2 separate regions of the Homo sapiens genome follow, and region 2 is linked to region 1. Evidence: chromatin loops called from intact Hi-C (ENCODE). Cell type or tissue: PC-3. All regions are shown on one strand. Each heading gives the region's core, and the rest is flanking DNA. Links, peaks and the distances in the headings are about the cores only.

Region 1 (16,553 bases), core at 4,329-8,328:
TCTTGCAGGGTAGGTCCAGTAAAAATGAACTATCTCAGTTTTTGTTTACCTGAGAGTATTTTAATTTGCCCCTCATTTTTGAAGGATCGTTTGGCCACTTCCAGGGTTCTTGGTTGATGCTTTTGTTGTTTCAGCACTTTGAATATATCAACCCACTGTTTCTGGCTTCCAAAGTTTCTGATGAGAAATCTGCTTATAATATTATTGGGGATCCCTAGTAGGTGATAATCTGCTTTTCAAGATTCTCTCTTTGTCTTTGGCCTTTGACAATTTGATTATAATGTGCCTTGGTATGGATCTCTCAGTTTTCCTACTTGGAGTTCCTTGAGCTTCTTGGGTGTTTATATCTTGGGTGTTCATATCTTTCATCAAATTTGGCAAGTTTTCAGCTATTATTTCTTCAAGTAACCATCTTCTCTTTCTCTCTTTCTTTTCCTTCTGGGACTGTACAGTGTGTATATTTGTAAATCTATGCAAGGGCCCCATGAGACCAAAAGTTTCTCAGAGATAGTTTTCTTTCCCCACCTCTTTCGAATACTTTGTTCTTTCTTTTTCTCTACCTTCTCCCTGTTTTTTCCCCCCACCTTCTGTCGGTCTCATGCTCTGCTGTAATCTGGGACAATATTGCCTGCATGCATTTGCTTTTGAGATAGAGGGAGTAATGGACTCAGTTATGGATTAGCTTTACTCTAAGAGAATTAGCCCTTTAAATTCCCAGTTTATTGTGGGGAATGTCTCCTATAAAACTCTGTACTCTTAATGGGCTTTGGGCTTGACGTATCCCTCTCCTTGATGCCATTTAGTCGAATGCAAGTGTGCTAGTGTTGGCAAATGTTCACAGTGCAATAATACCTTTAGTCCTCAGTTTACCCAAGAATTTAGCTTAGTGCTTGTAAGGTTTTGAATGCTTTTAAGGTGGTATTTTAAATATTTTACCCAATGTTTTTAGGAATATTCTGTGGATAATTACTCTGAATAACTTAGTCTGCCATTATCAGAAAACTTCAATAACTTTGTCAGTGTTATGTTCCAGTTTGTAATTTCTCTTATCAGCTGGATCTAATTGGCTGTTAAAATTTGTATATCAAGTTTTAAAATTTTGATTATTTTATTGATTGATTGAAGCTCTATTTGTTCTTCAATTCAGCCTAGTCAGTTTATCATCTTGCTGCTTAATCCTGTTTTTGATGTCTTTCTTTTCTTTCTCTGAGCATAAACGTGTGTTATATTCTGTATCTGATTATTCCAGTATCTGAGATTTTTGCAGGTCAGGTTATGCTTTCTGATATTCGGCTGGCTTTTATTCTTGGTAGTTTATCTCTTATGTGTTTTATGAATTTTCCTTTTAAAACTATGAGCACATGTTGATTGAAACATGGGAGTTCTTTGAGGTCTGGGTAAGTTAAGGCCAGTTTGTTTTTCTGGGGAGTATTTGCATTTGTGTTTGGAGGCCCTTTGAAGCACTGTTGATCACTTTTTTACCCTGGGATCTCACAGGTAATAAGAATTCTACTCGAGGTCTATCTAAATGCCCGCATTAGTCCTGAAATTTCTAGGGAGATGTTTCCTCTTTACATCTAGAACCAAAGCTGAGATTTGCAAGTTTTCTGGTTTAAAAAATGTTTTATTTACTTTTTATTATTTTTTGGTGCCTGGTGGCTTTTTTCTCATTTGCCCATTCACTGGGAATATCAACCATTGAGACTTTCTCCTTTCTTTGTGGATAATCTCCAGTGTGTTTTCTCATACTGCATTGTGCCCAAGTTTCGTCTCTTACCTCCTTTGCGCAGAGACCTTTAAAACGACAGTTGGAGGAGGCTTGCATCAACAGATGCCCTGAGGGTAGTATCTGCCTTCAGGACTCCTTTGTTTCTCTGGGTTGGACCATTTTCTTAATTTTAAAATCTTAATTTATTTCTCTTATTCTCCTACTATCCCTGTATACATTGAAAAGACTTTTTAAACCCTTAATTTAACATACTGAAGGATTTTCTTCTGGGAAGGCTCTTCAGATATCTTATTTGACCCATTGCCCTAATATTTCTTAAATGTTATATTTAATGTTTTTTATTTTTATTTTATAGGATTCAGTTTAGCTGCATTTAAAAGAAACAAGAGGAAACTAGAGCTGGCAGAAAGGGTGGACACAGATTTTATGCAACTAAAGAAAAGAAGACAATCAAGTGAGAAGGTCAGGTGGTGTTTGAAATATTCAAATTAATGTATCAGATGATATATCTTCTGCATTTAGATACAAGCTTTAGGACGATACAATTCAGTAGAAATAGAATGTGTGTCACATATGTACTTTAAAGTTTTTCAGTAGCTACATTAAAAATATGTTCATAATATTAGGCTCATAAAAGAGAAAAAGAAAGTAGAAAGAAACAAGGGAAATTAATTTTAATATATTTTATTTAAACCAGTGGATCTAAAATATAACTTTGAAATATGATCAGGGAAAAATTATTAATGAGCTATTTTACATTATCGTTTTTAGTATTAAGTCTTCAGAACCAGTTTGAGTTTTCCACATCTCAATTATAACACTAAATTTTTATTAGATATATTTGATCTGTATTTATATTTCATAAAAATTTACTGTGAAATAGTAAATTTACATACCAAGTTATTACAGGTATACTTAAATCTTCCTAATAGTTTAATATATTAGAAAATTAAAATTTTATAAAATTAAAAATTCAGCTTTCCATTTGTCCTTGACTCATTTTAATTTCTGAATAGCTACATTTGGCTCGTGGCTACTGTTTTGGTTCTTACAGCTCCTGATAGTGATTCTTAACATGACTGTTTAGGGAGTAGAGTGTAAGTATAAGAAAATATACATATTGTATTCAGGCGTTTTTAGGGATAGAAAGAAATTGAAAACTACAACATTCTTGCTCAGCCTGTGGCTTAGGGGTTTCTTAGCATACAGCTCATGATGGGTGTCCCAGGTCACATAGTCATGTGATGTACCTTAGCATTCATCAATATTCTTTATTGTTTAGTTCTTCTGTAATGGCTTAGATACTGTTTTGTCCTTTGTGTCATAGTTTTATATGGTTTACCTATGTATGAATGCACAATACATCATCTTTTGTAGTGATAGATATTTTCTTGGTGTGTTGCCACGAGATAATCAGTTTGGTACAAACCTTTTTAATTTTCTGCCGGCAAAGGATAAGAATTTAGAAGGCAGATGAACAAATTAATAAGTAGATCTTGATATGATGGTGGATAGTCTATTTCTTGGGTTTCTGCATCGGATGTGATGTGTGGGTGAATGAATTTAGGACTTTTTTGCCTTTTTAAAAATTCATGATAGGCCAGGTGCAGTGGCTCATGCCTGTAAATCACAGTACTTTGGGAGGCTGAGGTGGGTGGATTACTAGAGCTCAGGAGTTGAGACCATCATGGGCAACAAGGAAAACCCCATCTGTACAAAAATTTAGCTGGATATGGTGGTGCATACCTGTACTCTCAGCTACTCGGGAGGCTGAGGTAGGAGAATCACCTGAGTCTGGGGTGTCAAGGCTGCAGTGAGCCGTGATCATGTCACTGTGCTCTAGCCTGGGTGATGGAGTGAGACCCTGTCTCAAAAAAAAAAAAAAAAAAAAAAAAAACCAAAAACATCGTAATAAAATTTGCATAGAGTAAATGATTTAATCAGTTTTTATAAACATATATGCCCATGTAAACCATACACCTATCAAGATATAGAATATTTCCAGTTCTTTCATGCTGCTTTCCAGTTAGTCTCCAACTTAAAGGCAGCCACTGTCCTGATTTTTATTACAGTAAATGCTTTTTCTTGCTCTGAACGTTATATAAATGGAATCATACAGAATGTACTCTTTTCTGTTTGGCTTCTTTCACAGAAAGCTTTTATTAGACATTGTATCACCGATTTATTCTTTTTTATTACTGATTAATATTTCCTAATATAAATACACATTAATTTGTTTATCCGTTTTCCTGTTGATGGACATTTGATTTTTTTTCCAGTTTTTTACTATTACGAATAAAGCTGCTGTGAAATTCTCATACCATTCTTTTTGTGGAGATCAGGTTAGGATTTTTATATATAGGAGTTTCACTGCATCTCATGGAGAATATCTTCAGCTGGAATTACTCAAGTAGTTCAGTTTTCCATTCAGGAAATGGGACTGAACTGGGTAGTAAGAAAATAATGGTGAACAAGATGGAGGAAGCTCATGCTCTAATGAGACCTTACATTTTAGGAGAAAGAGACATATTAGCATATAATTAAGATAGTTATTCTTGTAACTGTTATGAAGGAAAAAAAGAAGAACAAAATGATGTGATATAGAGTAACTTGGATGTGAGAGTCTGAATGAAGACTTTGTTAAATAGGATGGTCAACGGAGACCCCTATGAGGAGATAACATTTGAGGTGACATCTAAAAAATGAGTGGCTTTTATGAAGACTCAGTGGAAGAGTGTTCCAGGCAGAATGAGCTGCATGTGCAGAGGCCCTGTGGGAGTTTGGCACATTACAGGAATGGAGAGAGAGAGTCAGTGTGCCAAATCAGTGAGCAAGGGGAGAATAGTATGAGATGAAGCTGGAGCAGTTGGTATGGGCTAGCTCCTTTAGGACCTGGTAGATCATGGCAAGGAGTTTGAATTTTATTCAATAATTTTATTCAAGAATTTTATTTATTTTATTCTTGAATTTTATTCAAGAATAATGGCTAGCCATTGAAGAGTTTAAAGTAGGGAAACAGTGCTTTCTTATTCACATTTTGCAAAGTTCTCCATGGGCTACTATGTGAATAATCAGTCCAAGGGGGAGGTAAGAGTAGAAGTTGGGAGACTAGTTACAAAGTCATTGCAGTTTGGAGATTATGGCACCTTGGACTGTAGGTGATAGGGATGGAGATGACGATAAGTGAATATATCCAGAAAATATTTTGAGGGTTTCTGGAAAGACAATATTGATGCCAATAGTTATTGGCAAGAAAGAGAGAGGAATTAAGAGTTTTAGCTGAGCAGAGGATTTAAGGGTTTTAGCTGAGCAGTTGGATATTTGCCATTTACTAAAAGAGTAGAGCTGGGGAAATGGGGCTTTCTGGTGGTAGAAGTAGGCAGTGGAAATCAGTAACTTTCTTAACCCATCTCCAACTTAATGGGCTCAGATTGACCAATGCTTTCCATTTTCACCATAAAACCTATTACTTGATGCCAATAGCCCCTTAAACACCCAAAGCTAATAGAATACCTTTTGGTGTACCATCTGCCTCTGTTTCTTTCATTTGAATTATATGCCACCAAGATCCTCATTATGCTTGCTGTGAATCAAGGGGTAATTTCGATTTTCAAGTCTTTATTGCTTAAGAAAGACATTTTGTAAGGCTAAGGCTGCCATAGATAGTGATTCCTCTGATGGATCTGGACAAGGTGAATTGAAAACCTTCTGGAAAGGACTCACTATTCTAGATGCCATTGTGTATATTCGTGATTCATGGGAGAAAGTCAAAATATCAACATTCATAGGCATTTGGAAGAAATGGATTCCAAGCCTCATGGATGACTTTGAGGGATTCAGGACTTCAGTGGAGGAAGTCGCTGTGGATGTGGTGGAAGTAGCAAGAGAACTAGAATTAGAGGTAGGGCCTGAAGATGTGGCTTGAATTGCTACAATCTCATGATAGAACTTTACAGGTGAAGAGTTGCTGCTTGTGGATAAATAAAAAAAGTGATTTATTTAGATGGAATCTACTCTGGATGAAGATGCTGAAAGTATGGTTGAAATGAGAAAGGATTTATAATTTTTTTTTTTTTTTTTTTTTTTTAGAGGGAGTCTTGATCTGTTGCTCAGGCTGGAGTGCAGTGGCACGATCTTGGCTCACTGCAACCTCCGCCTCACAGGTTCAAGCAATTCTCCTGCCTCAGCCTCCTGAGCAGCTGAGACTACAGGCGCCCGCCACCACGCCTGGCTAATTTTTGTATTTTTAGTAGAGATGGGGTTTCACCATGTTGGCCAGGCTGGTCTGGAACTCCTGACCTCAGGTGATCCACCCACCTTGGTCTCCCAAAGTGCTGGGATTACAGGCATGAGCCACCGTGCCCAGCCAGGATTTAAAATATTAGGTGAGCTTATTAATAAAGCAACGGCAGGGTTTGAGAGTTGAATCCAGTTTTGAAAGAAGTTCTGTGGGTAAAATGCTGTCAAGTAACATCATGTACTACAGAGAAATCTTTGGTGAAAGGAAGGGTCATTCAATGTGATAAACTTCCTTATTAGTTTGTTTTAAGAAGTTGCCACAGCCATCTCATGTATGAGCAACTGCCACCCTGATTAGTCAGCAGCCATCAACATTGAGGCAAGGCCCTTCACCAGCCAAAAGATTATGAATTGCTTGCTGAAGGTTCAGATGAGTAACATTTTTTAGCAATAAATTATTTTAAAGTTAAGGTATGCATATTTTTTTAAACATAATGCTATTATACACTTAATAGACTACAGTAAAGTGTAAACATAACTTTTATGTGCACTCGGAAACCAAAATATTTATTTGACTCACTTTATTGTAATATTTGCTCTATTGTGGTGGTCTGGAACGAAACCTGCACTATTTCCAAGTTATGCCTGTAATTTAAAGTGTGAAAAAAAAACTAGATAAATTTGGGATTTTTTTATTGCATTGATTTTTTTTCTTTTAAAGTAATCGATTATACAAACATTATCACAGTACAAGTAGAAATACAAATTAAAGCCAGAAGACTTTATTCTGCTTGGTATTCTACCTCTATAAATTAGAGCGCTCTTGTTTTCTTTAGTCTTTGACCGTTTATACTTACATTTGATTAGTTTAAAGTAAGAATTATTAATCCATGGAATGCTTTTGGCTGCAAACAATGGAAAACCTGACTGTGGTTTAAGAAATGCATATTTGTCCCCTTGCTCTCTGGCCCGTAGCCACATAGTAATAAGTTTGGAGGTGGTTGGTTGCTGGCATTAGTTTAGGTTTCTGATGATGCTAGGGCTAACATATCTGGTATTCTCTTGGGCCTTTTTCTTATACCTTTGCCTCATGGATGTGATATGGCTCCTGAAATTTTAGATGTCACATCTGCATTCAAAGTGAGAGTAAGGCAGGATGGCAAAGAGGGAGAAGTGCCAGATGTATTTTCCTTTTTTATCTGGGATTCAAAATTTTTCTGGAATCTCCCTCAATAAACTTCTCCTTAGTAGTTGAGAAGGGGCACAATTCAGTCACATGGCTATTTCCAGCTGCAAAGGAGCCTAGGAAATTGGGTGAGTTGTCATAATTACCATCTCATAGTTCATGGCTTGAGGATAGACACATTGTCTTCCCAAACAAAATAGCAGTTTTATTGTCAATGGTAGTGGCTATTTGGTAGGTCGTTTACAGTGTATAGCATTAATGGAGATAAGTTTTTATAATCTCCTTCCCCACAATTAACATATCCCTTGTTAATACAAAGTAATATTGAGCTAAATAGCTAGTCTATACATAAATTGAATAAAAGCATATTTTATCTCTGCTTTTAGGATGTATAGATTTTAAGATAAAATACTTTAAAATGAGGAACATAAATTCTTAGTAATTATCCATTCTTGGTAATTGGCATCTTTGTTTCATCCTTGCTTATTTTTTTGTTATTTAGAGGGAAGACATGATGGAGAAGAAAAAGATGACTATTTAGCTGTAGTATTATATTGTGAAATAAAAATAGTAGTCCTTAAGTTCTGTTCTACTTCACTCTCTGGGTAGACCTGTCTCTTCTGGATTTTTCTTTTATCTCTTTCTTATTTTTATGGTATACAGACAGTCCATACTTTGCATGGTAGGGCTGGACCATAAAGTGACCATGCAAGCTGAAACCATGCAGAGTGGGCTTAATGGTGTAAATTTAGCTTGTTCCATGACCTTTAAATATTTTTGTCAAAACGTTAAAAACTCTTGGTGGAGTACAGTGACTCACACCTGTCATCCCAGTGCTTTGGGAGGCCGAGGCAAGAGGATCACTTGAGGCTAGGAGTTTCGAGACCAGCCTGGATAACATAGCAAGACCCTGTCTCTCTATATGTAAATACAAAAGAAAAACTGGCTGGGCATGGTGGCATGCACCTGTAGTCCCCGTTACTCAGGATGCTGAGGTGGGAGGATAGCTTGAGCCCAGGAGTTTGAGGTTACAGTGAGCCATAATCATGCTACTGCACTCCAGCCTGGGCAACAGAGTGAGACTCTGTCTCCCCGACTCTGTCTCAAAAAGAGGAAAGAAGAAAAACAGAAAGAAAAACCCAGAAATCTCTTTTACTGTTGGTTATAAATGTGTATGGAAACAGAAAAAAGTAAAACCAATATTTACTTAGTACACTAAAGCATTTAGAAACATTAACAGTGTTTTATTTAGGATAAAAATTTATAATTTGAACAGTACTTGCCTCCTCAGCATGTAACTTATGATGTCATATGAACATCTTTTCTATGTGGTGGTGAATTTTCATACTCCTTTCTAATTTTGGATCAGCTTTCAACATTCTACCTTTTGCTCTTTCAGTGTCACCACATAGCTGCCAGTCTTCCTTTAGTGTGAAATTTTTGCCAATGTCACTTCCTCTGGGACATCTTCATCCTTTTTGTCCCAACTCCACTCCTTGATAAGATCCTCTTTAGTAAGTTCCTCTGTCTGTATATCTAGAGCCTTAATGGCAGCAGTGTCAGACATGCCCGTGGTCACTTATTTCTCGTATAACTTCATTTATCTTTCATTTGAATTTCACTTCCAGCATTATCACTTTTGTTTTGTTTTGTTTTTGTTTTTCCTTGACTTTCTTCTGTAAATTCATCACTTAGAGACAGAGAGGCAACGTTTCCACCTGCTGTCTTTGCACAGTGACACATCACTGACAGACTTTCAAAGAATGTCATGATTGGTCACTGATCGTGATGTGCATCACTGATGTTTGCAGTGGTTTGTGAACCAAGGAGATGGCGGGGGAGTTTATATTTCATGCAGTTACTCAGAGTTAATAATACCATGGTAATTGAAATTTGAACCATGTTGTCGAGGGACTGGTGTGATTTAAATAAACTCTGGTAATTGAAATTTATGTATATTAGGCAAAGCAAGGACTATTTTTCTGTCAAATAACCTGGACTGTTTGTCCTGTGATGTTTCCTTCAATCTGAGTTTTGCTCATTGTATACACACAGTAAAGTTCAGCATGTTCCTGTATCTTCCATAATTTCTGCAAATGGACATCTGGATCTCCCCTTACAAAATTGCCATGGCCTCTCATTGTTGGAATACTTATCAGTAAGTTCATGTGGTGTATGTGATGAAGTGATTACCTGTTTTAAATTTATTGTTTGCTTTGTTTTGACACAAGAAAAAAGTGGTTGTATTGTTTACTAATCTTTATCCTATTTGGAAGAGGAAACCTTACTTTTGGAATGAAGTGTTTAACTCATTAACTCATTGGCCAATTGCTGTACTTGGCTTATGCTACAGGACTGACTGGGTTGCTACATGACTGAGAGTTACTTGCTAAAAGAGGAGACCCTCGTATTGGGAAAACAAACTGATTGAATGCATGGCATAATCTAGATTTCATAAATATCAGTTTCAAACAGCCAGCCCTGGATATGACTGGAAGGGACTCTTAGAGTATTAAAAGAGGTTGGGGGTATTGTTTGATCTCAACATTTTTGATGTTTCAAGCCTTTTTTTTCCTTTCTCTTCATTTTTCACAAGCATATTGTTGAAATAGTTTCCATCTCTTTTTCTTTAATAACAGATTTTACAGTTGAATGTACATAATTATTTGCCTCCTCCCATGACTTTTACAAAGTAATTTAAGTTTTTAATTAATTTCATTGGTGTTTAGGTAAAGCAGTACTTACATGGGATAGTGAAATGAAAGTTAATCAGACATTTTCCATTGTGTGAATGAATATCTTTCCTTCTTTGATTTTTAATAAACAAGTTAAAAAATTTTGCAATGATTTTGGTGCTTTCATACAATGTTGTGTGTTCAAAACCACTCTAAAGAGATGCTACAACTTTTAATTTTGTATTCTTTAGCCACCACATAGGGACATCAAATTGGCCACATGTTTCAGAAAGGAAATGTTGGGCCTTGCTTTGTACCCTTCATATAAATATATTCTATTCTTTTGAAGTATATTGTGGGTAACATTTTTCCCTTTTATCCACCATCTTGAAATTATTATGTAAATGCTTAACTGTATCATACTAAATCATTGTAGTTTTTGGGTGAGAGGTAGGCTAAGATCAAAGAAAATAAATGCACAAAAAACAACATGTTTTCCTCAGATTGTTCCATTTGTACTTGTCTGTGCTTGCCAGAAGAGGAGACCCTGACACTGGAAAAACAAACTGAGTGAATGCATGGCATAATCTAGATTCCATAAATATAAGTTTCAAACAGCCAGCCCTGGATGTGACTGGAAGGGACTCTTAGAGTATTAAGAGTGCAGGAAAAGGAGTAATTAGTCTTCTCTAGAAATTGACTTTGCATGGTCTGGAGTTTTGTCATATTGCTCAAGAAGTTGATTAGTATATGAATATATGAGTAAACCAAAGTAGGAAACTTCTTTGACTTATCTTTTACATAAAGAGATTACTTTATGTATTTTTTAAAAATAAAACCGAAAACTCATTCTGTGAAATGATTGTCTGGTATTTGAAATTTTTTTTTTAGTTGTAGGTAATATACTGAAAATTACATTTGCCTCACATAAGACTATCTTGATTACTGGATGAGCCTACAGATTTTACATGTAAATCAGTAGATAGGTCAGTAACTTAATTAATGTCTTATTGGATCACCCCCATCCCATACATTTATTTAGGTTATAAAGCCTGATGATTGGCATTTGTTTTCAGTATATGAGGATCTTCTAAATGTTTATAGCTTATAGTACTTTATGCCAATCATCAATATCTGAGTCTAAAACTTTCGACCTTTGATGACTGGACAATTGCAGTGTCTCTGTGTGTGTGTGTGTGTGTGTGTGTGTGTGTGTGTGTGTATGTGTATATATTCCATATTTAGGAAAAGCTTCTAACTTAGCATATAAAGATTCAATACCTAGGAGATTGAGTTTCTTCCCAGGTCGTCCTTAAATCCACACCAAGCTATACCTTAAATCTATATGAAGTCTTAAAGTTATAAGTAAGATGAAATTGAGGCAAGAAGGCAATGTTAAGAAATCTTAACTACTGTTTTTGTTTTGTAACGGAAGTAACCTGTGGTTTGTCAGAATATTTGTTATAAGTTGACATCAGATATTGTCGGCCTTGTAAATTCTTCCTAAATTTTGAGTATTTAATAGCTCTGTAGAGACTTAAAATTTGTAGTATTTAACGGAATCAATGGAGAGGGAAAAAAGGAACATTTCTTAATGTTATCATTGGAATAGTCCCAGCTGATCTTGTGTATAATATCAAGTCACCACCTTGTAGCTTTCCTATCAGGAAATATCTCCAGTGAATGGAATCTCACTGGGACTACAGATAGAAGCCTTCATATCTGGAAATTGGCTTAGATGCTGGTGTTAAGAACATCACATTCCAAGTTTAAATATGTCTCCATGTGATATCATATGCTATCACCATACACCAATGACCTGATTTGCCCTATCATAGACATGGTGATGCTGACACATGTATAGCTAATAAGACAGCAGAATAAATGAGTGCATTAAAAAAACCAAATGTGTGTGTACACACACACACATACACACACACACACACCTATTACAAGTACAAGGGTATTTTAAGATCACAAGACAAGAAATAACCAGTGCTTAATTAGGTTGATGGAAAATTATCTGTAACTTTTTAAAGCCTTGGTTCAGCTGTGTCTTCTCTAATCAGCTTAGAATATTTTAAATACATAGTCGGGTCCCAGGAACTATTTGAAATTCAAGACTTGAGACTGGAATTACTTGAGGAGTGGAGGGAATAGGGTAAGGTGAGAGACAGTGTATAAAGGGTCAAGAGTTGTATCTAGATCTATTATAAGCCAGTCCAGAGACTTTGGGCAAACATGGAACCTCTCTAGACTTTAGTTTCCTCAGCAGTTAAGTCAGCATGTTGAACTAGGTAATTACCATGGTCTTTTTTAGCTTGGTGTAATACTCTTAATACATATTCATTGTCAACATGGAGTATGTCCAAACTTCCTTGATTCTCTTATTAAGGAATTCTTTATTCTAGTGGATCCTAAACCTGGCTGATCATTAGATTCATCTGGGGACTTTTAAAACTACAGATTCTTAGGTTCTGCTTTAAACATACCGAATCATAATCTGCAGGAATGGGTAAGCTATTGGGCCGGTATTTGAGATCATTGCTTGTTCTTCCTAATATGTCACAGTGGGCTTAGAAAAGCACCCATTGCATAAATAAACATGGAACATTTTAGATGAACTGGGATTATATGATTGAATTCAGTTAATGACTTCATGTCCAGCATCACTCATTTAGTTTTCCTCCAGGTAGTCTAGAACTCCCTTCTTGGAGTTGCAGCTCTTCCTCTTTGCTTCCAGGATTTGCCTCAGGGTCACTTTCATTGTTCACAGTCAAACCTTCACCAGGCAGCCAGTTCTCTCAAGTCAGGCTCCTTGCTCTTTATTTTCCCCTGCCCAGCAGAGGACCTGACACATTAGCAGCTATTTAATGAAGGTTTATTTGAATGGATGAATCTATATGTATTTTTCCATTTCCTTTTTTTTATGTCCCAACCTGTTCCAGTTGCCTGTTTTCTCCTGCCTATTACACATTTTCACTTGTTTGACCCATCACAGTCTAACTCAGCATGTTTAGAATCATGCTCCACTCACTCTCCTGGATGATTGCACTAGCTTCCTACCTATCTGCCCACAACTGCCCTGCCCTTTCAGTCATTTCTCTGCCCAGCATTCTTGAAGTTTTCTAAAAGTACAGTTTGATTTTGTCATGCTCCTGCTTGAACCCTTAACTCACTTCCAGCTGCTCTTAAGAATAAAGTATAGGCTCCCCAACAGAGTCCCCAGGACCCTATGGGAGCAGACATGGCTGTCTGTCTTTCCAATCTTTTGCCATCTCACTCCGGGTCACATTGTCAAGATTCTTCCTGTGTCAAGGTCTTCACACCTGTGATTCCAGATCCAGGGAATGTTGCCTGTCTCCTTCCTTCTTCTCTCTCTTTAAGCTATTGTGCTGCTCCAATTGTCTCTCTGTCATTATTAGTGTGGTTATTTGATGTCTTTATCTTCCAGTAGAATGAGGTTCCAGGAGGACAGCTATTGTATGTCTTATTTACCATGGTTTCTCAGCTTGACATATAATAAATGCTCAATAAACATTTAATGAATACATGCACTACTTTTTTTTTTCTTGTTTCTTTTTAGTAGACATACTACCAGTGAGCCTTTGTCTTTTCACCCTCAGTGGCTGGACTGTTGCAGTATCTTCATGCCTGGCTTCTTTGCCTCTAGTCCTGCTCTATTCCGTTTTAATTCTGTGTGCTATCAGAAGATACATTTCCCTAAAAATACCTGCATTGGTTTTGTCTCTCTCCTGGAAGAAACTTTAATAGAATCTTTACTGTCTGTGGGTTAAAACCCAAACTTTTAAGCTGAATTTTATAAACCCTCTTGAAACCTAGCTACAAGCTACTTTTCCATTATCTTCCTTCTGGAATTACCTTTTTTTCTCACCAAATATATTTCTCTTTTCAGTTTTATTTGCTGAGAGTTCTCAAATCCAAGTTTTTGTTCATATTCCTTCCCTTAATGGGATAAGCAGTAATTAATAATGGAATATTAACTACTTCTTTGCTTCCTGAAAATTCTAATTCAACTCTTCCTTTATGAGCTAGCTCCAATGCCATGCAGATCAAATTTCTTTCTTCTAGTTGGCACAGATGACAGGTACTTAATAAGTGTTAATTGAATTGAATTATCTGCTTTACACATTTGCCATTTTGAGGTTGGTGTATGTGGTTATTTTGTTTGTGTATGTCCATAGAAGCGTGAGCATTTTGTTACTTTATCCTTATCACAGTCTCTAGAAATAGTGCCTTTACTCAGTTGACATTACTAATTTAAGCATCTACAGCTGATGATTTGAATATTAATTTTGAAAGAGAAAACCCATATAATGATATTTCCTCTTAATAGTAAATTTTGCAGTCTTCCAATAGGTTTAAAATCTTTTATTTAAGGGCTTCAAACATGCATTAGTCTAAAAACTAAGCTTGTTTTAACAATAAGCTTGTATTTGGGGAAATAAAAGGGATAGGTTATCTGAAGTATTACCAAATAATATTATTATGCTCACTCAACATTATAGAGATGTAAGATAATATGTAAGTAAGGGAGGGAAATGAATGTTGAAAAATAATAGCTTGAAACAGCCCACAATCTCCACTGGCCATTCCAAAGAGGTGAGTCAGGAAGTGCCCACAAGGGGGCGTGCTCATCTAGAGAAACTTGACCAAGTGCCTTTCCTGTTAATGCAGGTAAAACTGCCTGTTTACAAATGAACTTCTAGACCATGTCTTCCCCACACCGCCAAGAAAAGGAATGGACCCTCATCACAAGAATTCCTATCTATTTTGTAGCACATGTTTATTTTGGATGTGTGATTTTCCAGGGGGGCTAGGGGACTTACAGAATGGAAATATGAATTGCCTTGTGAGCTCAGACAAGTTTATGAAGCTTGTGATTGTGCCTTTTTTTGGCTGTGCTAAGAGCATTTTTATTTTGTAAGCATTGTTGTCTTTTCTGTGAAGAAGTGTTGAGGTTTGTAAAATATCCTTTTTGGATTATTAGCCCAAGAAACAGGCAGTGCTCTATTTTCACTGCTTCATCAGTTTGTGTAGCTTGAGGAACTACCAGCTAGTCATTTGGAGAAGTGCATGGGCTTTGATTGGTGTTTTTTCCACCAGAAGTCATGGCTTCTTGCAGTCTTTAATTTTTCTTTTCCAGTCCTTTTTTTTTTAACCTTTGGCCTCAACATTATCACCAGCAAACATTTATTGAATGCTATTTATGTACAGGCTTTTAAATAGATCTTAGAGAATGAATAGAGGATATGGCACCTAGTCCCTGCCCTTTATGTATTTGATCCGAAGGAATTAAACAATAAAAAGAAATCATGCCATTTGGTATGTGTTAGAAGAACAAAATCATCAGTGAGAGCCACAGGAATTAACTGGATGGAGAAATCACTCTAAGCTCTGCTAAGTTTCACATGGCAGTCTTAATGGAATTGGAGGAATTTAAGCTGGATGTTGGATAAAGGGTCAGACTTATATGTCTGGGTAGAAAGAAAGATAAAAGTCCTGGGTTCAGAGGCCTGCAAATGGATGAGTTTGGTTGCACCGTAGGTTTTCTGCAGGACAGTGGTTTCAAACTCAGAAGCCAGGGGTGCCAGGCAGGTAGGCAGCCTAAATGTGTGAGACAGGTCTAGAGAGGTAGACAAGTAGAAGAGAGTGGGGCTGACTGGCCATGTGTGTTCCATTGTAAGATATTTTAAAAAAAAATGTGTAACACCAAACTACACTTTGCTGGTCAAACCAAACGCTGGTTTTTGCAGCTTGTAATTCCTGGTGGGGGAATGTCAGTTGATAAAGTTAAACTGTCTGCAGAATTTAGCAAAGTAAAATAGGCCATAGAGGAATTATGACCATAGCTAGAGTCCCCCTGAATATCATGCTACTTTTATTTGTATTATCGTACTTCTGACCAAATGAGGGGAATATTTTGAAATATGTATGAATGGCCCATCCTTGTGGCTATTTGAACTAAACACAGGCTTTGGGTATTTAGAGTCTCTGAAAACATCACTGAGATTAATTTGAATGACATTCGATTTTCTAGGATATGGCACTATCATAATTTAGGTTATATTTTATATCCTAGAATATACTTAACTCCTTTCCTACTCTCTCAGTTCTTTACTTTCTAATAAGATCTATTGAGGAACGAAAGGATAAAGAGTATATAGGTACTATTTCTTTCTTTTTGCTTTTCAATATGCTTATCTTTAATCGTCATGTATTTATGATTTTGAATAACAGTTTCTATTTTTGTGGGTATATTCATAATTATATGGCCATTTGGTGATATGCATAGATACGCTGTACTTAAAAAATCTCATGTTAAATAAGGTAACTTATTACTGTATTAAGTCAACATTAAATATTTTTCTACAGTCTGGAAAGGGTTGAATTTAAATCCAAGTTAAGTGGCCCATCCCAACTGTTATGGTGTTTCATTGACAGGAATAGAATCCAGATTGTCCATGTTACCTTCCAGTCCTTTATCTGTTACTCCCCACTGCTATAAGACTCAGTTTAAAGGCTGGCAGAGCTCTCGTATTTAAAAGAGAAAGTGTAATTTTATCCAGAGAAGATAAATATGTGCCCTAAAATGAAAGAAAGACCAGAGGTCCAGACCATAGCTAGGTGTTTTTGGAAAGAGCCAAATTGGACAACTAAATTGGAAAAGGTTGCCTGCATTTATAAAGGAGATTTCTTTGCT
Region 2 (16,553 bases), core at 6,665-10,664, 540 kb after region 1:
AGTTGATGCTGAAGGTTAAAGGGGTAAAAATTGGCCGTGTTTTATAAAAATCACTGTCTTAATTTTGGGTTCTCCAGAAGCAAACCTGTATAAAAGATTCAAATACAACCTGTTTATTTGGAAGGTTATCCCAGGAAGCACTGTTAGAGGAGGAGAGATGAGCCAGCCAGAAAAGGGAAGGAAACCAATGAACGGTGTGCTTTTAAGGCAGTTACCAGTGTGGGCAGCTGGAGCTCGCTTCCACCGGGGTCTGCAGAAGACAGTGTAGAACACACCTAAGAATTATCTTTCCCGAAGGATGAGGCTGCTGGGGTATTTATCATCCAGCTCCCATCAGTCAAAGGTTGAGCACTGCTTCTAGGGGGTGTTGAATCTCCGGTGCTTTTGGCCTGATGCCCACTAGGGAAGAACGGGCTCCAGTTCCTAGAACAGTGTCTGACATGTAACAGTTTTTCAGAAAGTTCTCAGAAAAAGGGCATGGGAATTGGCCATTGGAGAGGAGGCTGTGCACATGGAAATGGTAACCGCCAAGAGCAGAAGTGGACATGGCACCAGCAGGGTCTGCTATGGTCATCCGAGTTTCAACACTGCACTTTGTTCGCACCTAACCTTAATTTCTTAATATTATTATACTCTACTATTCAGTTTGTTTTTATTTGAAGACGTATTGATGCTTTATTCAAGTATATTTCTGTCACTGTGTGTTAAAGGATTCTGCAGGCCGAGGACACGAACAGACACTTCTCAAAAGAAGACATACACGTGGCCAAAAAGCATATGAAAAAACCTCAATATCACTGATTAGAGAAATGCAAATCAAAACCACAATGACATACCATCTCACACCAGTCAGTACGGGTATTACTAAAAAGTTGAGAAATAACAGATGCTGGCAAGGTTGCAAAAAAAAGGGAACACTTACACACTGTTGGTGGGAGTGTAAATTAGTTCAACCATTGTGGATGACAGTGCAATGATTCCTCAAAGAGCTAAAAACAGAACTACCACTCAACGCAGCAATCCCATTACCAGGTACCTGCCCAAAGGGATATAAATTGTTCTACCATAAAGAAACATGCACATATATGTTCATTTTAGCACTATTCACAACAGCAAAGACATGGAATCAACCTAAATCCTTATCAGTGACAAACTGGATAAAGAAAATGTGTTACACATACACCATGGAACACTATGAAGCCATAAAAAAGAACGAGAGTATGTCCTTTGCAGGAGCAGGGATGGAGGTGGGGGCCATCATCCTTAGCAAACTAATGCAGGAAGAGAAAACCAAATACCATATGTTCTCAGAAGTGGGAGCTAAATGCCTAGAACACATGGACAGGTATAGAGGAACAACACACACTGGGACCTAATGGAGGGTGGAGGGTGGGAGGAGGGAGAAGATCTGGAAAAATAACTAATGGGTGCTTGACTTAGTACCTGGATGATGAAATAATAAGTACAACAAACTGCTGTGACACAAGTTTACCTATATAACAGGCCTGTGCATGTACCCCTGAACCTAAAATAGAAGTTTTAAAAAAAGGTTTCTGCAGGTCAACCAATATGCAACCTCTTGTCATATTCTGGCACTGTTTCACCAAAGAAGGGGCAGAGAGGGACATAAGGCAGATTCTTGCAAGGGTCAATATTAGTAATAGTGCACATTTGTAGAGAATTTCCTCTGGTGCCTGCACTGTTCTAAGGCTTTGCATGCATTATCTTATTAATTTCTCACCACCATCCAATAGGGTAGGCACTACTATTCACCTCATTTACCAGGTGAGAAAACTGAGGCACAGAGAGATTAAACTGCTTATGCAAGGTCACACCACCATGAAGCTGGGATTCAAGCTCAGGAAGTGTGAAAGTCAAATCCTGCTTCCAAGTTTTACATAATGATTCAGGTTACTAGGGTGATAAGGCTGTAGGGTGAGGTTACGTGATATTAGGAGTCAGAAGATCCTGCTTCCACTACCTGCCAGCTGTGTGGGTGATCATCTGATTTCTTCAAATCTTGGTTCATTATATGTGAAATTTGAAAGTCTATTGTAAGGATTGACAATATTTATAAAAGGGTGAACATATAGTAGTGTCCTCATGTATGGTAGCAGTTATTACCTGTATAATTATTTTCTCTGACGTGGTGATCTGTGACACGCAGAAAAGGAAGTTTTCTACATGTGGCTCTTATTTTGGGCCATAGGAAAGGAGTGCCTTTGCTTGTAACATGAGACAAATACAAGTTCACAATATCAATTTTGAAATTGATACTAAAGAAATTTGCAATAGCAGACATTATTTTAAGGATCATCAAACTATTATAATTCCTGGCCTTTGCTTTCTTCATGTGTTCAAGAAGACAGGGGATGGAGTGGAATTGTAAAGATTACTGAACTAAGTTCCTTTCCTGCTGGAGAGATTACACTAAAGACAAAGAGGAAAATAGCTGCTGATCGCTGTGGAATTATGAGTGTGTAGCAGGGGAATTTCTCTAGAAGACAGCCTTCTGGTGAGCTCTTCCTTTACGTCATTAGATGATGATTTACACATTAGCCAGTTCTCTTCTCCAGAGATTAAACTCTTTAATTTTAAGTGAGCAGTTTTAGTTCATCTTTCCACAGTCAAAACTACATTAGGAAACTTTCTCCAAAAAAGGAATCAAAAGCCAATGCAGGTCAAAACTCATTGAATGATATACTTCAGATTTGTGCATTCCATTGTATGTAAATTTTACCTCAAAAGAAAAAAAACTATAGAAAAATATTGAAGTTAATGGTATGCATGCTGAAGGGTTTAGAAGTGAAGTGTATTTATTCTACAACTTCGTTTGAGATGCATAAAACATATGGATGGATAGATAGATAGATAGGTAGACAAGTAGTAAACGTATAGCAAAATGCTAACTAGAATCTAGGTAGTAGATATATGAATATTTATTTAGAATTATATAAGGTTTTCTATAAATTTGCAAATGTTTACAATAAAATGGTGGAGGAAAGGGCATTTCATCTAATGATAAAAAGACAGGTCCTGTGACTAGATTGCACTGCTAACTATATGTTTTATCTCAGGCAAATTTAGTTAACTTTTGCATGACTAAGTTTAGTCATCTAAAAAATGACGATAGTAACAGTATCAACCTCACGTGGTTGTTGTGAGGGTCAACGGAGTTGGTTTTTGTAAAGTTCTTAGCATGTAGTGCAATGTAAAAGTTTGTTAAATAAAAGTTTTAAAAGTCGTCTCATATATGGGTCATTCATAGGAAAACAGATCGCATTTACTTTCTTGGACACTCGACTCTGAGAATGCAGTATTTTATTAGAAGCTGATGACAGCCCTACACACCTTGGGAGATTAGTCATTTTCCCTCTAATCCAGGCATATTTCATCTCCTGCTAAGATGCAGCAGGAATGATCAAGATGAATTAATAATATTTTATTTCTATTTTCATTCTCTTCAAAAAGTTCCACTGCTTAAAGCATGCTCCCTACCTCCAAGCTTGGAGTATATCATATCTGGATAGCAATAGAGAAGCATGTTGTTACCTGGTCACCAAAGTAATCTAATGACTTTGTGATTTTTAAAAAGGTGGTAGTAAATAGTAGCCATGCTGTCCAACAAAGCTTAAGAAACCTGTGAATTAATTAATAAGAGGTTATATACTTTGAAGTTTACAAAGAAGTCTGTGGATCATATGAGCAGAGCTTTCTTAGTCTTTTAGAGATCTAGGTATGTTAAATGGGAGTTCTTGCAAAGAACAGATTTGTAAAAACAGATAGTCTTTATTCATTCCATAAATATTTTTCAGCTCCTATTACATATAGGCTCTGGTCTAGGTACTAGAGATTCAGCAGTGAAAAAGATAGAAATTCCTGCCCAGGTGGACCTCACAGTCTAAATGTGGAGACAGGCAACAGATAGGAAATAAATTAATGTGTGCATGCATGTGTGTTTATGTGTGTAGGTATATGTGTGACTCTGTGTGTGTGTGTGTGTGTGTGCACATGTGCAGATGTTTTTAAATGCTAAAGAGAACAATTAAGCAGGAAAGGGGCCAGGAAGTTGGGGGGTGGGTTGCAATTTTAGAAAGCATGTGAGCCTGAGTCCCACAGAGAAGGTGCTATGTGAGTGAAGACTTCAAGTAGGAGAAGGGTGAGCCCTGTGGATGTCTGGGTAAAGGGTGTTCCAGGACGGGGGATGAGGAGTGCAAATGCAAATGTTGCAGGTGGGAGGACGCCATGGGTGGCTGGCTCCAGGAACAGTGAAGAGGCTGTGCAGCATCTGGGGTTAGAGTGAGCTCAGGGAAAGTAGCAGGAGATGAGTCACAGATGATCTGGCCAGGCTGTGGGGCCTTATGGTCGTGGTAAGTATTTTGTTTTTTGCTGTGAGTGAAATGGGAGCCATGGGAAGGATTTGGGCAGAAGAATGACATCTCTGGATTTTATTTCAGCAGCACTGGCTGCTGTATAGAGAAAGTCTAGTGGATTGTGGCAGAGGGGAGGGGAGGGTGGAAACAGGACATGGTGGTTTTTAAAACATGCTCATGAATTCTTTGCTACTCTTCCCATTAAGAGACAGGCTAATCTCCTCCCCTTGAACCTGGTGGGCTTGTTTATGGCTGCATCGATCCAGTTCACAGTCCTGGCTTGTCTCACCCTTTGGCCTTCCCAGCCCAGGTGCCAGGTGTGACACTGAGGAGGCAGTCTGGAAAGTGGACCCTCCTGGCCCAGCTTCTCCAGCCCAGCCAGTTGAGTCATCCTAGCTGAGACCCTAGACACCATGGAGCAGGGGAGAGCTGTCCTCACTGTTCCTTTTCTGAATTCCTGACCAGCAGAATCCACAAGCATAATAAAATCATTTTTTTATGCCACTGTGTGTTGGGCTGCATTGTTATGCAGCAATAGACAGTGGAACACAGATAAAAGAGTTGGAGCTCTGTAATACTTTAGGTGAGAGATAAAGGGGGCTAAGACCAGGGAGTTGCTGAGGGAAAGGTGAGAAGTGGTCAGATTCTAGATGTGCTGTGAAGGTCAGCTCATGTTTTACTGAGAGATAGAATGCAGAATAGAATGAAGGAGAAAAGTCACGAATGGCACCAGGGTTTATGGCTTGAGCCACAAGAAGGATAGAGTTGCCATTTATTGAGATGGGGAAGACTGTAAGGGAAATAGTTTTAGAGAGCGGGAGGAGGAAACATGAGGAGCACAGTTTGGTACATATTAAGTTTGAGACGACTTTTGATTATCCAAGTGGAAAGATCAAGTAGGCAGTCAGAAATGCCTATTTATGCATATACATTTACATATCTCTATACATCAAGTAGTCAGTTGGAAATGCCTATTTTATACATCTATCTACTTATCTATATCTATCTATCATCCATCTAATCTATCTATCATGATGTGTTAGAAATAAAGCTTGAAGTCGCAAAGGAAATGACACTCTGATAGTTGATTTCTCAGCAAGGCAAAGTTTACTTCTGCAGAAGGGTGCTGCTCGTTAGTTTGGTCACCACGAGAGCACATCAAACAAAGGAAAGCAGCAGATTTATCCCTAACACACTGGGCTCCTACTGCTGTGTGCAGTCTCCATTGGTTAGAGTTGGACCACACAATCTAAGCTGAACCCAGTTGGCTAACTTGAGACGTGCAGGGATGCAGTTACACTGACAAGAAAACAGTTTTGGTGGAGGTGGGGATGGTGGCGGGGGATTGGTGGGGGGGCTGTTGTGGTGGGGGGAGGTGATTTACAGAGTGAGTAGCAGATGTGGAATGTAGGCTCTATAGATAAGACTGAGAGGAAGGTTGTTTCCCAGGGCAAGGGAACACAGAGAGTAAGGGAGTCTGGCCTTGAAAGCAGGGAAAAAAGGGCAAGCAAACTTAAACAAGTTAACCCTTTGAAGAAGAATGTCTTACTGTATTTAACATGATGAAACAAGATCAGATCTTCATGAGAGATATGCAGTTAGAAAAGAATAGAGGGGCATAGACTAAGCCTTGGGTCATTCCATTGTTTAAAGGTCAAAGAGAGGAGGAGGAACCAAGAATAGAAAATGCATAGGAAAAGCTAGTGATAAAGAGGAAAATCAAGAGTGTAATACCCTGGAAGTCAAGAGAAGAATGTGCTTTGAGAAAGAGAGAGTGATTATTTTTCACTAATGCTGCAGACAGGTCAAGTAAAATGAAGATTGAGAAGTCATTATGGGATGAAGGATTTCAAGGGTTTATGGCTGTCATTTATTGAACATCTACTATATGCTGGGCATCGTACTGATTAGTCTTATGATAGCAGTAGAGAAGAAAGAGGTGACTGCAGGCTAATGTTAATAGATAATAATCATTTATTGACTATCTACTGTATGCCTGATAGTTATTGGGAGTCTTACATGTGCTATCTCATTTATTCTTTACCATAGCCTCATAAAGAATGGATCAGAGACATAAAGTTACCTTCCTAATATGGCCCAATTAGTAAGTGGCAGAACCGAGATTCAAACCCAGTTACATCTGATATCAAAGCTAGTGGTCTTTCTACTATCATTCCTCCTTAAGGAGTTCACATTTTCCTGGGACATCCTAAGGGGTGCGGGAGTGCGAAAAGCTACCACATAAACATCTTTCTGCGGAGTTCAGTTTTCTTCAAAGTTTTAAAAGAGTATATAAAAATAGTTTTACAGCAAAATAAATATTAATATATTATGTAATAAAATGCAAACTTCTAATATAAATGACAAAATATAGAGAAAGGGTCTCACTCTGTTGCCTAGGCTGGAGTGCAGTGGAGCAATCACAGCTCACGGTAACCTTGAATTACTGGGCTCAAGTGGTCCTCCCACTTCAACCTCCTGGGATAGCTAAGGCTACAGATGCATGCCACCACGTCCAGCTAATTAATTTTCTTTTTTTTCTTTTTTTTTTTTAAGAAATGGGGTCTTGCCATGTTTCCCAGACTGGTTTCAAACTCCTAGTCTCAACTGACCCTCCTTCCTTGTCCTCCAAAAGCTTTAGAACTATAGGCATGAGCCACCACACCCACCCTCTAATCCAATTTTTAAATAAATGTCTAACACACATGGGGCTTGCTGCCTCAATCACTTTGTGTTATGTGTGATATTCTCTTTTTTGGTGGATCAATTTGTGAATCCTTTACCCTGTCTTCTCTGGAACAGTTGATTTGCTGTTTTTTTCTAGTTGGATTGTAAGTGCAGAAATAGCCTAGTTTTATACAAAATTTCAGAGCCAAAGTTTCTAATCTGGGGATCTGAGGAAGTCAGGGAATACACACATTCTCTATGTAAAAAATTTTGCAGTTATGGACATATTAATTTTCATTAGAAAGTATATAACAGCTTCTCAAAGGAATCCTTGAACTCCAAAAGACTCACAACCACAAGACAGACAAATAAGAGCTGTGTATAACCCATAGGTAAGAGAATAATTAAGACTTGCACATAGCCTTTTGCTTGGGAAACTTTTGAAGGTCCAGTTAGACCAGATTTAGAGAACAATCTTGGTGACTAGACTTCATGAATACATCATCTAACGAAGGTTTGTGCACCACTGACTATGAAATCTGAGAGTTGTGGTTTGGTCAATAAATATCACCAGGTCTCTAACACTTTGATGAACACTTTGGGACTTAATATTTTAGATTTGGGTTAGTCAAGGAAATCTAGTGTATGTAGCTGGTCATAAGAGTTCCTCAAACCTGCAGAGTCTAGGGTAATTGTTAATATATCAACTCAGGAAAGTGAAGGTGGAAGACTCATCTATCACTTTTTGAAATATAAAGTAAATTAAATCGAGGCGAGCCAAATTCTCTGAGCCATTTTTCCTAAACAAATGAGAAAATAGCACTGTACTTAGGACTTTTTAGCCTATTTCCTACACTCTGTTTGCCTATAGTTTAGAGGTTACAAATTGGTGTTTGTTAGCAATGTTTTCTTTAAATCCACAGGATTTGAATTTTTAAAAATTAGATGCCAACATTTAGAAATCATGAGACCTCCTTTCCTCAATTTGGATTTCCAGCTTCTTTTAAAAGTTGGAAAAACTATCAAGATGGAGCCTGTTCTGTCTCTTGGAAACACCAGGCCTTGTTCATTTAAACCCATTCTTACCATCTCCTACTGTCCTACACAAGGCCCTGCTAGCTCCTCTAGGCATTTGCAATCTGAAACTCCGCTGGGCTCAGATGATCTTCAATATGTCAAAACTCTTCAGGAGAGCAGGATTCAGATGGCACTGTGATAGATAGATGAAGTAGATTGTGGAGGATAATTTTGAGTATTTCTCTGAGCTATGCTTGTAGTGTTTTTCCCCCAAAATAGTTAATTTGAACTCCAAATCACCGGAAAATATTTCTAATATGGTGGCAATAGATCTTTCTGTCGTAAATTTATAGATTGTAATACCTTAGAATTCCAGTAAAACTACATTAGTACAGGCCAACTGAGACAAAGGTAGCCATATTTACTAAAAACATTAAATATATTTCAAAATCAGCATAGTTGACTTCTTGCAATTAATTAGGTTAATATCAATTTACCTCAACAGTGAGAGAAAATTTTTCCAGGAAGCTTTAACCAATAGATAAAATTAATTTGTAATTGGCAGATATTAAAAATACTTAAAATATGTTAATTAAGCCAATGAAACACCTGAGCACACACACTTTATTGAGTCAACTATTTCTTCATAGACAATGTAATAAATTACAGACCTCCTAAGGGTTAATAATTACACTTCAGATTTGGCAATTTTCAAATGGGTGTGCTTTTGCATTGGTTTAGGTTCATTGTGTTTGGCTTTTACAGCCGGACACTCATCTCTGGTTAAGGGCTTAAGCATACAGTCCTTATGCCAAACAAAACAGAAATTTATAACTTATGAAAATGTGTCTTTGCCAATGATTAATAGCAAATTCATGGTCAAAGCAAACTCTGTAAATGTAAATATAAATGAAAGCATTGAAAATGGTACTGAGATTGCACAATGACTTTTCTAGTCATTTTAAGGAAATATAATATCCATGTATTCAGTTTTTATTGCTGCTTAATAAGCCACCAGCAAACTTAAAACAGCAATTATTTATTTGCTCAAGAATTTTTAATATGGGCAGAGCCCAACAGGGACAGCTGGTCTATGATCCATGAAGTATCAATTGGAGCAAACACACCCTGGGGCTGGAGGATTCACTTCCAAGATACATCACTCACACAGTTTAGAAGTTGGTACTGCATCTCAGCTAGAAACAGAGCAAGGATACTTGGTTTCTCTCCTTGAACTTCTTGGGCTGCTTGGGCTTCCTTAAAGCATGGTGGCTGGATTCCAAGAATGGGCACTCTACAAGGACTGGGTTCAAGCTGCGAGTCTTCTTGTAACTGACTCTCAGGAGTCCCAGATTGTCCCTTCCATCACGTTTTTGGTCAAGTAAGTCATTAGGTCTAGCCCAGGTTCAAGTGGATTAGAATTAGATTCTACCTCTCAATGGGAAATACTCCAAAGAATTTGTAACTATCTTTCATCTGCTGCAGGAGTGTCCAATCTTTTGGCTTTCCAGGGCCACATTGGAAGAAGAATTGTCTTGAGCCACACATAAAATACACTAACACTAATGATAGCTGATAAGCTAAAAAAAATCACAAAAAAGATCTCATAATGTTTTAAGAAAGTTTATGAATCTATGTTGGTCTGCATCCAAAGATGTCCTGGGCCAAATGCAGCCTGCAGGCCACATGTCGACAAGCTTGATCTATTGCATCATGTCTAAGATATCAGTATTGCCAGAAAATATTGTACTAAGTGAAGTTTCTATTCAGGGAGGCCATGTACTCTTGAAAAAAGCTCCTGAAAGCCAGACTATCTCTCAAGCTCTGACTGGGGCTAAGTGTGAGTCCACATGACTCAGAGTCACATGAGGTCAATTTTCTTTAGCTTAGAGTTGTTCAAAGTGAGGCATGGAGGTGACAGGTTCACTAATGTGGTATGTCTCTGAGTGAATAACATTGCCTATTGAAAGCACAGATATATGACAGTTTGGTGTCATTTGTGATAAGCTAAAATTTTTATTAAGAATGAAAAATCAGGAAAACAAAACAACTCACCATTCTTTTAACTCACACTGACTCTGCCCTTTAAGGCTGTGTCTGCTGGCCCCTTCTCTCTGGAAGTGGGTATGAATCCCATGCCTAACATTATCTTGTGTTTACAGGGGAAGCGTGGACTAAAGGATAAGAACTTAGGTTCTAGGATTGAACAAACTTGGTTTCCATACCTGGTTTTGATACTTATAAGTTGGTGACCTTGGTTGAGTTACTAAAGCTTTCTGTTTCCTCACCTATAAAATGGGTCCAAAAATAATACCTCATAGGAATGCTGTGAGATGATGAACATAAAGCACTGGGAATGCCTGGCACTTTGAAGATCTCAAGACATGTTAAAGATTATTATAATTATTATGTTCTTGATTACCTCCCAAAGATTTAACTATAGGCCAACATGCATTAGCTATTGGAGCTTGATGTCTTTCAATATCTTTAGTCACAGTGAAAGCATAAGCACCTTTCTTTTTAAAAGTATATTATTGATACCTTAGACAACTGGTATTATGTTCAGTTGTTAAATAAAGGTCTCTAAGCCTATTATCATAGAAAGTAGATAATATCATGGGGTCTTCGACAGTTGTTGAAGTAAGAAGTTAGGATAAGGTAGATAGCCTAGAGTTTATGTCCCAGTTTTGTTCTAGTTGTGTGACCTTGGGGTAAGTTATTTATGTTTTCAGAGCATCAGTTTCCTCATCTGTATGAATGTGGCTAATAATATCCACTTTGCATTACTGCTATAAGAATTCAATGAGGCAAATTACATAGTAGGACCTGGCATGTAGCACCCATCAACAATTGATTTATTAGCTTTACTATTATCATTATTAAACTGATCAAAATAACTAGATTATTCAAACTAAGTTTCAACTTGACTTTGCACTTAATGCACACAAACTGAGAAAATGGACTTTTCTTTCTTTTCTCATGGAAACTGATTCTAGCATATTCCTTTCCTTCCCTTTTCTGACTTCTCTTCCCTTCTTTCTCTTCCTTTCCTTACCTTTTGTATTTCAAATTGTATTTCCCTCATCATAGCTTTTGTCCATTCTTTTCTTTCTGGTGTTTGGCCTCTTTTTGTATTCATTTCTAAAAGTTATTTATATAATCAGAAAATTGCATTTTATGATATAAATTTTAAACATTTTCCTGGTCTGTAATTTGCCTTTTGGTTATTTCACGGTGTTATTCTTGTTTTGTTTTTGCCATGCAGAAATAAATATTTGATTTTTATGTAGTCAGATTGTTGACCTCCTGTTTTATGGCTCCTGGGTATTATATCATAGTTATAAAGACTTTTCCCATGTAAATATTATTTTAAAATTGATATTTTCTTATACTTTAATAGATTAACAATTACCTATAATATTTATCTATCTGTTCATGTACTAATAGAAAACCATTCTAATTCTTTTGGTGAGCAACATGATTTACTAGTTGGTAGTGCTAGTCACCCTCATTATTATTATTTATCATAGTCTTTCCAATTATTCTTCCTTATTAATTTTACACATAAACTTCAATGTCATTTGTCTGGCTCAAAAATATGTTGATTTATTTACTGGACTTACACAGAAACTGATAGGTTAACTTAGGCAGAATTAATGCATTTTTCATCCTGAGTCTTCCTCTACATGTGTTGTATGCCTTTCCACTTATTTTCAGTTTCCTTTCATGTCCCTCAGTAGCATTTTCATACTCCCTTCCAATTGATTTTCATTTTATTTAAATCTATTTCCAGGTCCTTCATGTTTCTGGTGCTATTGTAAAGGAGTTTTTACTTCAGTCATGCTTTCCAATTGCTTTTTATGCATTACCCTTTATGATGCTTCTTGCCATATTAAGTTTTAGTTTTTTTATATAGTTAAAATTTGCTAAGCTGTTCATGGTTTCTGGTTTTTCATCTTGCTTGAGTGCAAAGGGAACAAATTATGGCAATAATATTTACCCTTGATATATCCCTTTTCTCCTTTGCCAAACACAGTGGGTAAGCTCTGTTTATGTTGCTTAACAGCATAATCCTGTCTTGTATGATGATTAGCCCATTAGATCAGGGCTAATTCATAAACCATGCTCTAAGAGTCACCATAAATAAAGCTTACACAGTTTGGGAGAAACCGTATCTGATCATGCTAATTCCCTTCTCAAACCTCCATCACTTGCACATATAAATGGTTATAAAAGACACTCTTGGCGCATCCAGACCTTCTTCCATTCTGGTGATTTCTTACTGCAAGCACCTGTAGCTCAGCTTGAGGGCTTTCTCTGCCATAGGAGTGTGCTCAGCCCATGTGTGGAAAGTCTACAAGTGCTGAGCATCCCTCAACTGATTATGGACCGGAATTGGTTGACATTTATCTTTTTTTTTTTTTTTTAAATTTAGACAGCTTTGAGATGTGTTGTACGCCATCTCCCAGATGTCCCCGACAAGTCTCAGTCCCAGTTGCCAACAATGGTAACTTGCTCATGAGCGTATCGGCTTCCTTCCCTTCTGTGCCTCACTTCACTATTTTTCCTCTGTGCTTCCTGGGTTCACCTCCCTAATAAATTTCTTGCACTCAAATCTTTATCTCTGGGTCTGTTTCTTGGGGAATGTAAACTAAGACAAAGGCATTTTACAATCTTTTCCCACCTGGTTCTTTCCATTAAGCATCCTGAACCTCCTACCATGAACTCATCTTTCATTGGCCAAAGGCATAATGCTCTGATATTTTATATCCTTCTAACAGCCTTTCCCTCTGCTGGAATGCCTTTCTATGCCTGTACAACTGGCTACTCTGCTTTCAAGACTTGGGTCAAATGCCTCTCTGAAGCAAGTTGTCTTCCCAGCCTAGGTCAGATACACATTCTTCTGTGTTCCCATGCAAGGTCCATATATTTCTATTGTGGTGGACTATTTCCAAAGATGGTCACAATAATCTCTCCAATCCCTTACAACCTTTTTCAATGTGACTTTGCAGCCTCTGTCATGAAAAAAGCAGCATCTGTTTCTCCTCGCCTTGCATCTCAGCTGGACTATGACTGGCTTTGTCTACAGAATGTAGCAGAAATGTCCCTAGGACATAAAAGAGGTCTTGTAGTTTCTATTTTTACTCTCTTAGAAGCCAGTCATCCTGTAAAAAAGCCTGGGCTACTCTGCAGAATAATGAGACCACATGCAGAGGGTGTCCTGGTGAAGTAGACACAAGGTGCTTTGGACAACAGCTGGTACCAAGGTCTGGGACATGTGAATGGGGTGATCTTGGATGCTCAGGCAAGTTGATCTGCAGCAAACACCACGTGGAGCAGAGAAAGGCAATCCCTAGCAGCCCCTGCCTGAATCATGAACAATCCAATAGTTATTGTTTCAAGCCATTGGGTTTTGGACTGGCTGTTACATAGGAATAGATAACTGTAACATTTGCTATAGTACTTACCATTAAATACTATAATTGCTTGTCTTTCTCATTTATACTGTGAGCTATTTATAAATGGAGGGAGAATATTTTCATCTTAATGACTGCAGCACCTGACACACAAGAATGCTTTATAAATGATGAGCTCATGAAAAACTGCGGATTCCTTAAGGAGTTCATGGAGAAGCCTTGCCACATTGGGGATTGTTTTAAGGAAATAGGAGCCAAGAAACAAAGGCATTAGAAAATGAACACCAAAGACAAGACTAAGATGAAGACTCAGAGCAGTTGAAAGGGATTTCCAAAACTTTTAGTTTATGAATTCTCCTAGTAATTGGAGAGAATATTGACCTCTATTTCAATCAGGGGGTAGCCTAGGTGAGCCCCACAGACACAGGTACTTACCACGGCTGTCAGGCAGCTACCACTGTTTGCAATTAAACTATCAATCAGTCATTGCTCTTATTCTCTAGAAGAAGTTTATACTACAGCAGAAGAGTAGCTCTACCAGGATATTGCAGACTTCAAGAGGATATAGAAAGGTGGGGAGAATAGAAGTTCAGCTTAAATGGTTCTAAAACTGGAAATGATTTCCATAATAATGTGGCTTAATCCTTTCTCTTCTTCCAGCATCTGCTGAGCACCACCTCAGCCACAGCACTGCTTCTCACTGTCTGCGATGAAGGCTCACTGAATTGAGAAAAGTCTCTCAAAAGTCACATGACCTATTGTGCCTCACAGCTTCCTGGAATGCTTCATGACCTTTCTTATGCCCTTTACTAGCAACTCCTACATTCATCTCTGGAGTTCCTTTCCTGTCTTTTCCTCATTTGCCCCTCAGGAATAAGCTCCCTATTTTTTCTGCAATTATAATGTCTCAAGGTTCAATTTGAGTCTTCTCTGCTCTGAGAAGCTGTCACTGACCACCCCAACTTGTGATTTCCTAGAACATACTGAAAAAGGAACTGGCTTTGGAGCAACTTGGATTTGGGCTCAAATCCTGGCCATGCTGATTGTGATTCTTCAGAAGTTCCTTAGTGATTTATCTTTCCCCATCTGTATAATGGACAGTATACTACCACTTCATGGGGCTGTTTTGAAGGTACAGGAGATGCCTGCCTGAAGTGCTTAGCCCTTCCTGATACATAGCAGAATATTGATATTTATTATTATTTTTGCTCTTCTCCAACTTCTAGTACTAGTATCTATACCACTCATTTGTACTCAAGTTATGTCTGCTTTATGGCAGCTCTTGTCCTTGCACTAGCATTTAACTTTGATGTGATTATTTTAATGTTGATATAAGCTTTCTCCTAACAGATAAATTGTAAACTTCTTATTTATCTTTATAGGTCCTAAGAATAACAGATGCTTAATAAGTATTGGTGAAAAAAAAGCAACCACCTGTTAGGGCTCATAACCTATACCTGGTAATATTACAACATTCAGGTCAAGAACTCAATAAACCTTGAATTAGAGTAACTCTAATCCCCAAACATTTTTGTTTTCCAGGAAAGGGATGATTAGGAAAACTTTACAATTTTTTTTTCATCCTGCAGGTTTCGTTTAAGAGAAGAAAATGCAGACTCTATCCTCTTAAGAAACTACTTCTGGGAAAATGCAATGGAGACACAAGGTCTACCTTCCTAGGTTTTGGTTTTCCAAATAAAAGTTTATGGTCAGGTCAAAAATAATTGCTGGGAATTAAAAAGCAATTATGTGGATAATAGTTGCAAAGTAATTATATAGAATTAAGTAAGGAATAGGAAATTCCTATTCATTAGGAAGAATTTTAATTCAATAAAAATTATAAGAAATATCAAGTTTATAGATTAAGACTTTAAGCACCCATCTGTCTGTAGTGTGGATATGCTCATGAAGAGGGAGAACAAATCCTCTAGTATGATAGTGTCCTGTTACAAGTAAAAGGTAGGAGGCCATGTTGGGAATAAACAAATAAATGGACTTAGTCAGTGATGAAAACCAGTTTTTGTGCATTCTCAGGACATATGAGGTTTAAAGAAAAAAAAAAAACAGGAAAAATAGTCAGGCTCCATAAAAGCTCCAGAAAGGAACTCTAGAAGGTTTCTAAGAATGGAAAGGCTCTGGTCCTTGCCAGCCTTGAGACTGGGGCAGCAAGCCTGCTGCAGGCTGGAGCAGGGATGGCAGCCTACGCTGGACCAGGGGGAAGGAGGACTCATGAGCACCGCCTAATAGTAATTTTCATATGTTTGTTATGCCAGGGAACCCTTTGTCAACAGAATCTTGTAGGGTCCCCTAATGTATAAAAGAGATAACTGTGTTGCTGTGTGGTTGCAAATAAGTGGGAAGAGAAAGGGTGGGAGGATCATTGGAGGGGCTGGTAGGATCTTAGATGCTGCGGCAGAAGACGTTAGGCCAGGCAGAACGTGTTTGGGAGACCAGCAGCCTAGGATTCTGTAAGCCTTTGCAGACTGCTTCTATCCACAGGCAAGGCTTTTGGTCTAGGCCTAGTTTGTTAAAGGGTCCCAAGGATCAAAACTGGTGGCAAAGGAACTTGAGAGTAAAGACAACTTCGTTCCCATCATGGAGGGGACAATAAGCCCTCGTTTGCCCTATTACACTATGATCTCAGCCGGGTTTTTTTTGTTCGTTTGTTTTTCTGAAAAATATTTTTTAAGCCATAATTGAGGCTCTCAATGAAAGCCAATTGTAGCTTAGTGACACCTAAATATGTCTGAGACAAGAGGCTCTGGATGGCCCTTCAGGAAGGCAACAGCAGCCCTGATGTTTTCGACCGTTCTTAGGGAAGCCTCAGTGTCCAAGGATATTTACAGTCTTGCAGCTGCACTTCATAATGAACCTTTAGAATCCTGGGTTTTATCCTTACTTAGGAGTGGTTATAACTGTCTAAGTTTCTAATCTCATACCTCGAATGTGATTATAAAACCAAGATAAAATAAATAAAAGGGAGAAAAGTTAAGAAGGAATCTCTTCCCAGATGAGATCCCTCAGGGTCAGAATAATCACAAGGGTAAGTAGATGAATAGCTTGTGAGTTACAGGCATTC

What was found. Hi-C counts contacts between places; a loop is a spot of excess contacts. Peaks named below come from ENCODE experiments on the same cell type or tissue, not always from the same donor. Only the 100,000 strongest peaks of a DNase experiment are listed, where the experiment ranks them.
Region 2: it touches region 1 in a loop (17-fold over the local background); 1 of 110 quality-filtered maps calls a loop at or near these places.

Annotation. Positions count from the first base shown.
Region 1 is chr20:13,544,646-13,561,198 of GRCh38, reverse strand. TASP1 (taspase 1) reads left to right here. Exons shown (of 14, transcript NM_017714.3): 8 at 2,085-2,191. Among named protein-coding and RNA genes, the nearest start is that of TASP1, 86 kb to the left of the region's middle. RefSeq lists a silencer at 11,383-11,677. In PC-3, for the core only: no CTCF peak of the experiment used is centred there; a DNase peak (open chromatin) is centred at 6,318; H3K27ac peaks cover 1,892 bases.
Region 2 is chr20:13,010,721-13,027,273 of GRCh38, reverse strand. The region is part of intron 1 of SPTLC3 (serine palmitoyltransferase long chain base subunit 3); the gene reads right to left. Among named protein-coding and RNA genes, the nearest start is that of SPTLC3, 10 kb to the right of the region's middle. In PC-3, for the core only: no CTCF peak of the experiment used is centred there; DNase peaks (open chromatin) are centred at 8,863 and 9,013; H3K27ac peaks cover 1,596 bases.